2 separate regions of the Homo sapiens genome follow, and region 2 is linked to region 1. The links are chromatin loops, found by intact Hi-C in ENCODE. Cell type or tissue: mammary epithelial cell. All regions are shown on one strand. Links, peaks and the distances in the headings refer to the core of each region. The heading gives the core; the rest is flanking DNA.

What was found. Peaks named below come from ENCODE experiments on the same cell type or tissue, not always from the same donor. Only the 100,000 strongest peaks of a DNase experiment are listed, where the experiment ranks them.
Region 2: a loop joins it to region 1, with 11 times the contacts of the local background. A loop is called at or near these places in 10 of 110 quality-filtered maps.

The regions. Positions count from the first base shown.
Region 1 is chr7:25,890,008-25,895,430 of GRCh38, forward strand. No RefSeq gene overlaps it. Among named protein-coding and RNA genes, the nearest start is that of MIR148A, 57 kb to the right of the region's middle. RefSeq lists enhancers at 2,980-3,059, 5,253-5,342. In mammary epithelial cell, for the core only: a CTCF peak has its summit at 2,998 (motif pointing right); a DNase peak (open chromatin) is centred at 3,044; H3K4me3 peaks cover 252 bases; H3K27ac peaks cover 305 bases.
Region 2 is chr7:27,141,410-27,145,338 of GRCh38, forward strand. All of the region lies in intron 1 of HOXA3 (homeobox A3), which reads right to left. It overlaps HOXA5 (homeobox A5), which reads right to left and starts at 2,272. Exons shown (of 2, transcript NM_019102.4): 1 at 1,637-2,272; 2 at 1-676. The coding sequence starts at 2,198. The coding sequence ends at 426. The region is part of intron 1 of HOXA-AS3 (HOXA cluster antisense RNA 3); the gene reads left to right. In mammary epithelial cell, for the core only: a CTCF peak has its summit at 2,523 (motif pointing left); DNase peaks (open chromatin) are centred at 2,342, 3,032, 3,342, 3,662 and 1 weaker place; H3K4me3 peaks cover 2,390 bases; H3K27ac peaks cover 2,408 bases.

The sequences.
Region 1 (5,423 bases), core at 1,570-4,069:
GCATTCCTCCAGGCATTACTCTTAGGCATTCTGGGATCTCCAGCAACACTGGCCTCTGCCCACGGAATATCTTCATTGCCCACTCAATTTTATGATGACAAAAACGTCAGTCCAAATTTCCAAAACACCATAGGGTTGATACCCACACCCCTCTGAGAAGCTCTGCCCGTGCCCCAAGCTCCTTCGGTGCATGGACCTCCTTGTATCTACAGTCCTGACGCAGTCCTCTGGCTGCAGGTGGTGAGCCCTCGACCCATGCTGATGAGTGGGGGAAGGAAGGAACAAACAAGCAACAGGAAGACGTTGTACAAAGAATTAAACGACACCAAACTTACTCATAAAACCCTCCAGAGACCAGGATTTTAGTCCCAGCACCCAGTACTAGGTTGGCATGGGAATGAAGTCAAACTCATTCAGTCTCTCATTGTTTCCATGTTTGTATAAAAATGAATATTTTTATATTTATGTATAAAGAGGAATGAATTAATTTACTTCCTAAAAATACATAAACACATACACACATATATATTCAAACAATGCTAAAACCTGAAAACAGCACATAGTATTAACTAATTACAGCTATATACAATTTCTGTCAATACACTGAAAAATTTTGATGTGAATTTAGAGATGCAGAGAAGTTGTTGTTTTTGAGATTTTTAAACCTTTAAAACTGAATACAGGATAATTTTTCTTTACTGCAGAGAATAAACATGGAAACCACTATTTGTCTTTCCCGTGCTACAGAACAGCGAACCAGAATCTGAAAGACATTTTTCATCCATAAAGTCAATAATCAATACCACCTAAAAACAGGAGTTGAGTTTGTGCTAAGGGTGTTAAGTAGGTTGCCTTGTTTAGTCCTCAGGACTCTGCAAACAAAGCATCTCATCCCTATTCTGCAGATGAGCAAATGCAGGCGCAGAGAAGTTGGTGATGAAACTGAAACCCTAATCCAGGTCTTTCTGACTCAGAGGCCAGTTCTGTCAACCACTACTTTGTCCTCCCACTTGGCTAGAATGAGGACACTAATGCCCCTAATTCAACTGTACGTTACAAAACAAGTTTTCAGTCCCAGAATCACAGTATTATGGGAAATATTTGGGTTCCTTTACCATTTTTTAGTTCTGTCATCACCAAAGCAAGAAGATGTTGGCAGAGCTGTCCCCAGCCATTCTCCTTGTCCTTCATTTGATGGCTATTTTCTAGCACCTTCCATGCACATGAACCATGGTGACAAGGTTCACATGGGCTGTCAGCAGGACACAGTCCTGCCTTTGTGGAGCTAGAAGAAGGAGCAGACATTAATCGTATAATCATATAAAAATATACATAACCAGATGCTATAAGATGGTTTGGAGTTGCCATGAGATTATATGCAGGGGCCTGGCTTGATCTCGAGCTTTTATGATGTGAATCATTTTCCCTTTAATAAAAGTCAAGTATCATTTACAAGGCACTTGCAATGTGCCAGCCCCTCTGCCAATCACATCCTATACACCTTCTCCAATCCTGGAAAGTAGTTTCATCATGCCCAGTTCACTGGGGAAAACACTGAGGCTTCAAGAGGTCAGGAAACCCGCCCAAAGTTGGCAGTGGGCAAGCCAGCCTTTCAGGGAGGTCTTGCCAAGTGCCGAAGCTCCAGTCTCTTCTCTGCTCTGCACTCCTGCCTGCAAGGGTCTTCATAAACGTTGGTGACTATTGTCACAAAGCGAGAAGAATTTGAGACATGCACTGTCCTTCCACTGAGAATCTGTGGTCAACCTCAGCTGGCTCCCCTCCAACCCATGTTCTCTGGGCTACTGGGCTGCACGTATCCCTCTCTGGCCTAAACCCTGCAGAGCACTCCAGGCTCTTGTTATAAAACTGTTTGGCTCAGTAGAGCATGTTGGGGACCCTCTCTAGGTTGACCTCTCCTCCCCTCCATATCCCTGCTCCAAAGAAGTGCTCTGCTGGCCCTTCCTGTGTCTGTGATGCCCTGCATCTCTTGCCCACCTGGCTGACTCCTATCTTCCAAGGTCATGTCCTCCAGGGAGGCCTCCCCTGATTCCTTCAATCTCACAGGCTCCTTCCTGCATGCTCTCTTTCCAGCGCAGCCTGCATCCCCTGGACTGCAAATGGCGGGTGTTGCCAACATGTCCCCCTCCTGGGCCTGGAGCTCCTGAGGGTCAGGGATTCCACCCAGGCCAGGCCTAAGCCCAGTCCCTGGTGCTCAGAGCCACCCATTAAATACCTACAAATTGAATTAAATTGACTTTCATCTTCACAGAAGGTGGTGAAAGAAGACCCTTCTTTTTTCATAGCACTTTACCATGTTGGCTGCAGCATTTAGAGTTAAGCCAGATTCATTAACAAATACTAACAATCTAAAACTCTCAGTGATTGCCTTACACCATTTTCACTTGCCAAATATGTATAATTTGACTAGTTTCCCCTTCCTCAAAATATGAACATCCTTATGGAATAAATTTCAACACTTTTTTAACATAAAAAATACTGTCTTTTAGAATATTTTAATTTTATTCATAATCTTTATTCTATTTCATAGACTAGCTCACATGTCTTTTATTTAACTGAATGGGTATCAAGAAAAAATAAAGAATGGTTCAGTTATTACATGTGATAATTAATTTCTGAAATTAAAAAATGTCCTCTGTCCAATTGATTTGCAAAGAATAGCTTAATGGACAAAAGAAACTGCATAATATGCCTTCTGGAAAAAAAGCCAATAATTTTTTGGAGCTAAAAGGCTTCTTTTCAAGATAATGATTCGTTTCAATTTTTAAATCTTATACCAGGGTTAATATAAAATTATTTTTACATTGTGCTGGTAACCCATTTGAAAAAAGGCCTGAAAGAAAGTAGTCCCAGCTTCCTGCGTCCCCCACTTCCCCTCCAAATCAGCCAGGGCCCCAAAGTCCCGGACTCAAATAAATCAAGATTATGCTAATAACTAGAGCTAGGTGCAATGGCAGACTTTGACAATTCCAGGCAAAAGACACCAGAGGGCACTACAGGACCACGTTTTGTAATTTCAGGCGCCATTTTACCCTTGGATTTGAACAATAATTTCTTAAAAAACTGTTAACCTTCTGAGATCCGTATGTGGATTTATTTATTGCTTTCAATATCTTATCGCCACTAAGCTTAACTAGCTAGGCTTGGAAGGTTATTTTAAAGGACAATGCCCTAAAAAGGCAGACACAATTGGGCTTCCTCTTTATTTTACCTTCCTATAGAATGTCGGCATGTGTATGAGCGTGTATGAGCGTGTGTGTGTGTGTGTGTGTGTGTGTGTGTGTGTGTGTGTGTGTTTAGCAAACATTTATGATTGAAGAAACCATTCAGGGAATCCAAAAACTAAAATGCAGGATTCCACTGCCTCCCCTCCACCCACCCCGCAAAAAAAAAAAAAAAAAAGTGACGTTTCAGGCCAAAAAATTGTTTTCGTTGTTATTACTTCTGTAACTGTCTTCAATCACCTATTAATTTAACCAGCAAATATTTATTGAAGCCCCTAATGTGCCAGTCCCTGGGCACACCATGATACCTGAGCCACATCTCACCCTGCAGGGTCTCACCCATGATGAGAAGGCAGTTCTCTTTACTCCTGTCAGCCAGATTTAGTCTTAGAGCATCAATATCCATAAGTGAAAAGTGACACTTCAGCTTAGATTATTTCTCTTTTCACTGCCCTTCAGAAAAATTTTTTTTTTTTTCAGAAGAAAATAGGATTTTAAAATCACTGCTTTCTAGATGTGACCATCTCAGCCTGAGCAAGAAGGATCAAAACTCTCTTGCTGGAACTGCCTTCTCAGTGACTGAATTTTTATGAATCAAATAAAATGGTTGCTTGTGGGTTTGGGGAATGCTTTTTTTCCTTCCAAAGTCCCATATTGATTAGAATGAACTACATCGAAATTTAACAAGTGACAGAAGAAAGTGCCACCACTCTTGGCGTCTAATGAAGCTGTTGGGCAGTGCTGCCATCCAGAGTGGGGGAAATGGGACACAGGAAGTCTGTTTCCTCCTCCCCCAACAATACTCCCAGCCCCATTGGTTTGTACAAACAAACATGTGAGACCACGTGGTAACATAGACAAGTTACATTCCTTACCTCAGGTAATACCCACAAGATAGCCCCATTTACCAGCTGAGCAAACTGAGGCTAAAGGTTACTTCTTTGCCCAAGGTCACACTGCCAATATCCAAACCCAAGTCTGTCCACCTCCAAAGATCATGTGCCTTCTGCTACCCAGTGTAAATAACCCAAAAGAACTCAAAGACTGTTTTCTTTGAAGATAGGTGAGGCAGACACTGCTGTGTGCTTGCCCCGAGCCATCCTATCTGCTTCCTGTGCACACAGCTGGACTACATTTCCCAGCTCCCCTTGGGGGAAGGTTGGCCCTGAGAGTGGCGTCTAGCTAGTGGAATGTGAGTGGCAGTGAGGCCTGCCCACCTCCTGCACAGTCCTTCATTCTCTCTCTCTACCTGTCACAGCCAGATGCAGAGTACTCAGCAGCAAACATTAAGGCCCTTAGGGATGGTGGGGCCACAGAATGAAAGGTGCCTGGGTCCCTGAATCACTGCATGGAAGCTGTCCAAGAAACGCTTTCAGTGGTCCAAGAGCAAGAAATAACTTGTTTTGTGTTAAGCCACTGTGACACGGGGTTGCTTGTTAAACAGTTAGCCTTTGATACATAATACACAAGGAAAGAAAATGGCTTCTGTGAAGGTGTCCATTTGCCCACCAGGGGACTTGCCTAGTTCTGTGGTGGTGAATTTGTTCACAATTTCCCTGGGCGTCAGGAAAAGAAGACATTGAGCTAAGTGATCTCTAAGGTCTTTCCCCGACCTGAGAAAAGCCTGTGGTTCTGTGGTTCCCCTCTCTCACCCGCCGGATCCCGTCTCCCACCACTCATATCTGCAGGGGCCAGCTAAGTTACCTGGACCAGGAGGGACTTAGCCCAAACTCCTACCCACCCAGGAGTCTTCCTTCCCACATAACACCTTCCCTGTACTCTGCTGGGCAGCTATACACAGATATGCCCCCTCGGCAGTGGCAGCAATATGTAAGATGCCCCGGCAGGAGGACGGGGGGCTTCACATGGCCTTGTGCCACCTGTCCCAACTTTCCCTGCCCCCTGTGTAGCCTGTGTGGGAAGATGAGCACCTTCCTCCAAGAAAAAGGCTGGGTATAGACCAAGACCTGGAAAACTGCTGGGTATCCGAAGAGTGAATATGAGGAATTCTGCTCTTTGAAAGCACTGCTTCTTCGACTGATGTCACTAACATCCATGAAATATCATCCTTAAGCTATTTTAAGTCTACCTCCAGTGACTCATGGGATCTCCTTTTCTGTCACTGAACGTGATGTGCTCAAAATGAAGATAATGTTAATATAGGGAAAAGCAGAACTGAGA
Region 2 (3,929 bases), core at 1,430-3,929, 1.3 Mb after region 1:
TTTAACAGCTTGGAGCTATTGAGACAGGAACACTTCCACGCACATGCACAGTTAAACAACTTGAGTGCAACACACAACATTGGCACTAAACGAGATTGAAGGGGGACTTTTTGTGTGTTTTTTTTTCTCTTTTCTTTTTTTGTTATAGTTACTTCAAGTAACACAGCTTGCTTCATATAAATAAGTTAAAACATCTATTTTTTTTCAAGACAAAGCCATTCAGGACAAAGAGATGAACAGAAAGCAGATCTACTTATACAGGCGCTATAATGGCAATAAACAGGCTCATGATTAAAAGATGAATTAGGGCAACGAGAACAGGGCTTCTTCACAGAAGGAACACAAGGGAGTTTCAGAAAGTCACCTTAGTACTGACACTACGCGGGATCCGCTAATACTGCTCAGTACTTTAAACGCTCAGATACTCAGGGACGGAAGGCCCCTCCTGCCGCGGCCATGCTCATGCTTTTCAGCTTATTATCTTTTTTCCACTTCATTCTCCGGTTTTGGAACCAGATTTTAATTTGTCTCTCGGAGAGGCAAAGAGCATGTGCTATTTCAATCCTCCTTCTGCGGGTCAGGTAACGGTTGAAGTGGAACTCCTTCTCCAGCTCCAGGGTCTGGTAGCGCGTGTAGGCCGTCCGGGCCCTTTTGCCTTCCGGGCCGCCTATGTTGTCTGCAATAGAAAAGTCAGCGGTTTAGCCACCAACTCCTGTCTTCCAAAGTCCGCCAGGGGGACAAGCTTGGGTCATGAGCAGGGAACCCAGGCGAAAAGCTCAACAAGTTCTGCCTACCAGCCCGCACACCCCTCCCGAATTTCCTTCTCTCTTCCTTTCTAGAAAGAAAACAATACGATTTGGACCCTGGGAACAATCTGCCCATCTGAGGCTGGGGCCGTGTCCCGGCGGACTCCGGCTTTCCCTGGCCCCTCTCCTGCCCCCTCCGCCCTGCCCCGGGCGCCCCGATCGGGAGGCACAGCCCTCCCAGGCTGCCCACCGCACAGAAACCCAGGAAGCAAGGCCCTTTCCTGAGCGCCCAAGTGGCCTTCGGGTCACCCTCCCTCAAAGTTCCAGCCCCGAGAGCCGCCTCCCGTTTCCAGCCTGCAGGGTTGGGGAGCCTGTTTTCTTTTTCTTCCCTTTCCTTCTCTCTCCCTCCTGCCCCCAAAATTCAGAATCCTGCAGGCTCTCGCCTCGATTCTTTCCCCCAAGCCCCTTTTCGGGGGCTGTAATTAGTAACGCTGTTTCCCCAGCGTAGCCCTCCTCATAAATTATCCGCCGTGACAAGCCCGATTCACGGCTGCTACAGCCATCCTCTACCTCTCTGCGCCTTGCTCGGCTGGCCTGACCCGGGAGCGCGTCCCAAGGCGTGGGGTTCCAGAGGGGTTTTTTGCTTCCTCCCCCTTCCAACGTCTAAACTGTCCCAGAGAACGCCCATTTCCCCCACTATTTGTGAGCGCAGGGTGCTCGCAAAGAAGAGGAGGAAGGAGGAAGGCAGGGGAGGGAGAACGGCAAGGAGAGCTCCGCAGGGCTGGGAGAAATGAGACCAAGAGAGACTGGGAGAGGGCGGCAGAGAAGAGAGGGGGGACCGAGAGCCGCGTCCCCGCGGTCGCGTGGATTTAGAAAAAGGCTGGCTTTACCATGACTTATGTGCAGCTTGCGCATCCAGGGGTAGATCTGGGGTTGGGCGGGCGGCGCCGGGCTCGGCTCGCTCTGCGCACTCGCCTGCTCGCTGCTGGCAGGGGCGTCCTCCTCGGCTCCGGACGCCGTGCCAACCCCCTCTCTGCTGCTGATGTGGGTGCTGCCGGCGTCGGCCGAGGCGCCGCTGGAGTTGCTTAGGGAGTTTTTCCCGCCGTGGTGGCTGTCGCTGCCGGGCGAGGGGGCCACGGCGGAGCAGGGCAGCGGATCGGGCTGAGGAGAGTGCGTGGACGTGGCCGGCTGGCTGTACCTGGGCTCGGCGGGCGCCGCGCTGGCGCTGGCAGCGTAGCTGCGGGCGCGCTCTCCGGAGCCAAAGTGGCCGGAGCCCGAGCGGCCGACGCTGAGATCCATGCCATTGTAGCCGTAGCCGTACCTGCCGGAGTGCATGCTCGCCGAGTCCCTGAATTGCTCGCTCACGGAACTATGATCTCCATAATTATGCAACTGGTAGTCCGGGCCATTTGGATAGCGACCGCAAAATGAGTTTACAAAATAAGAGCTCATTTGTTTTTTGATATGTGTGCTTGATTTGTGGCTCGCGGTCGTTTGTGCGTCTATAGCACCCTTGCACAATTTATGATGAATTATGGAAATGACTGGGACATGTACTTGGTTCCCTCCTACGTAGGCACCCAAATATGGGGTACGACTTCGAATCACGTGCTTTTGTTGTCCAGTCGTAAATCCTGCCTGATGACCTCTAGAGGTAAACTCGTGCACTAATAGGGGAGTTGGGTGGAGGCGAGGGGGGTGGCGCGCGCGCCCCGGGCGCGTGCCCGCCGCCAGTTGCCGCCGTTCAGCCGGACTCGAGCGCCACCCGCTGGAGGCAGGGCTCATCGCCCAGCTTCCGACCGGGGGCTGCAAGGGCCGGGGTCGAATTGAGGTTACAGCCCATTATGGCAAAATTATTGCATTTCCCTCGCAGTTCCATTAGGATGTACCAATTGTTAGGCCGTCAGCTGCCGATCGCGCGCCCGGCGAGGATGCAGAGGATTGGGGGGAGGTGGTGACTTGCATTTTATTTACAACAACTTTATTTCCCCCGTTTTGCAGCCCCTCTTATTTTTGTGTCGAGGTTGGGGTCGGTACTGACCGTCCTGCCAGCAGCTCTGAATTTTGAAAATACAGATATCACCTTCGGGGAAGGGGGAAAGCCATTTAGCCAATTGGAGAAATAAATCCTGCCCGCAGCAGCAGCAGCTACAATTACGGCTCTGTTTTTGCGAGCGCATGAGGGACAGTGTCCCTGCCGCTCTTAAATGACAGGCGTCTATTAAAGATAGCTTTTGTGTAGTGTTTCTCCAAGGCGAGGTCAAATTCCATACACTTTTATAACCGTAGTCGATTTTTCTTTCGTGTGAATATGGTTTTCGTGTCATTAGTTTGCGATTTGATTTGCTTACGTATCCAGCCTGGAAAATCTTCATCACAGGGTCCGGTTCCTCGAGCCAGCCGGGCCCCAAGTCGGAGGGTTCTCCTTGAACCCAGCGAGTGGGCCCAGGCTCCCTGCAGCCACAGAGGCTGCCTGGGGTCTGGGGATCCGTGGGGCGGGTTACTGGGGTCTTGCTTAGACCTCCAGGAGTAAAATGAGGGCGATAATGGAAGCATTCCTTGGCAGTGCCTAGTATCTCTGTAGTTATTTTCCACGGCTCCGAAAGACTCAAGTAAATCACAAATATAGCTGAGAGGCAAGTGGAGTCTCCCCGCTGGAGGCCCGGCGTTGCAGGCGCCCCTGGCACGTCTGGAAGCCAGGACTCTGGCGGCTCCCATGGCCCTGGGCCCCTCGTTGGGTCCTGAACGCTGCTGTGGCGGCGACGCGGGCGCTATCGGAGGCTGGGAGCGGGAATCCGGAGCCGGGAGCCTACCCCGGGCTGTAATGTTCCACCCGCGCCCAGGTTAACTCGCCTCGGCTGAGGCTGCTTCTCTTCCACTGACGGTTGCACACGCGGGACCGAGAGACTGGGCTCTGTTGGGGCCCCCTTTGTTCCTCGAGCTTCCTTCCTGTTCTGGGAGGCGGCTTGGGAGGCCGCGACAAGGCCGGGCTCCAGCTCTTAGACCCCCTCTTTCCACTGGCCAGAGATGATTTGATGATGCCCTTCGGGACTTACTGGCGAGGGACTTAGGCAGAGACGCCCAGACACGAAACGGGGCTCGGCCCAGGGCTCTTTCCTCCCCAGCAGCCCCGCGTCCCGAGGTCGGGGAGCTCAGAGACACTAGCACAGGAGCCCCAGACGC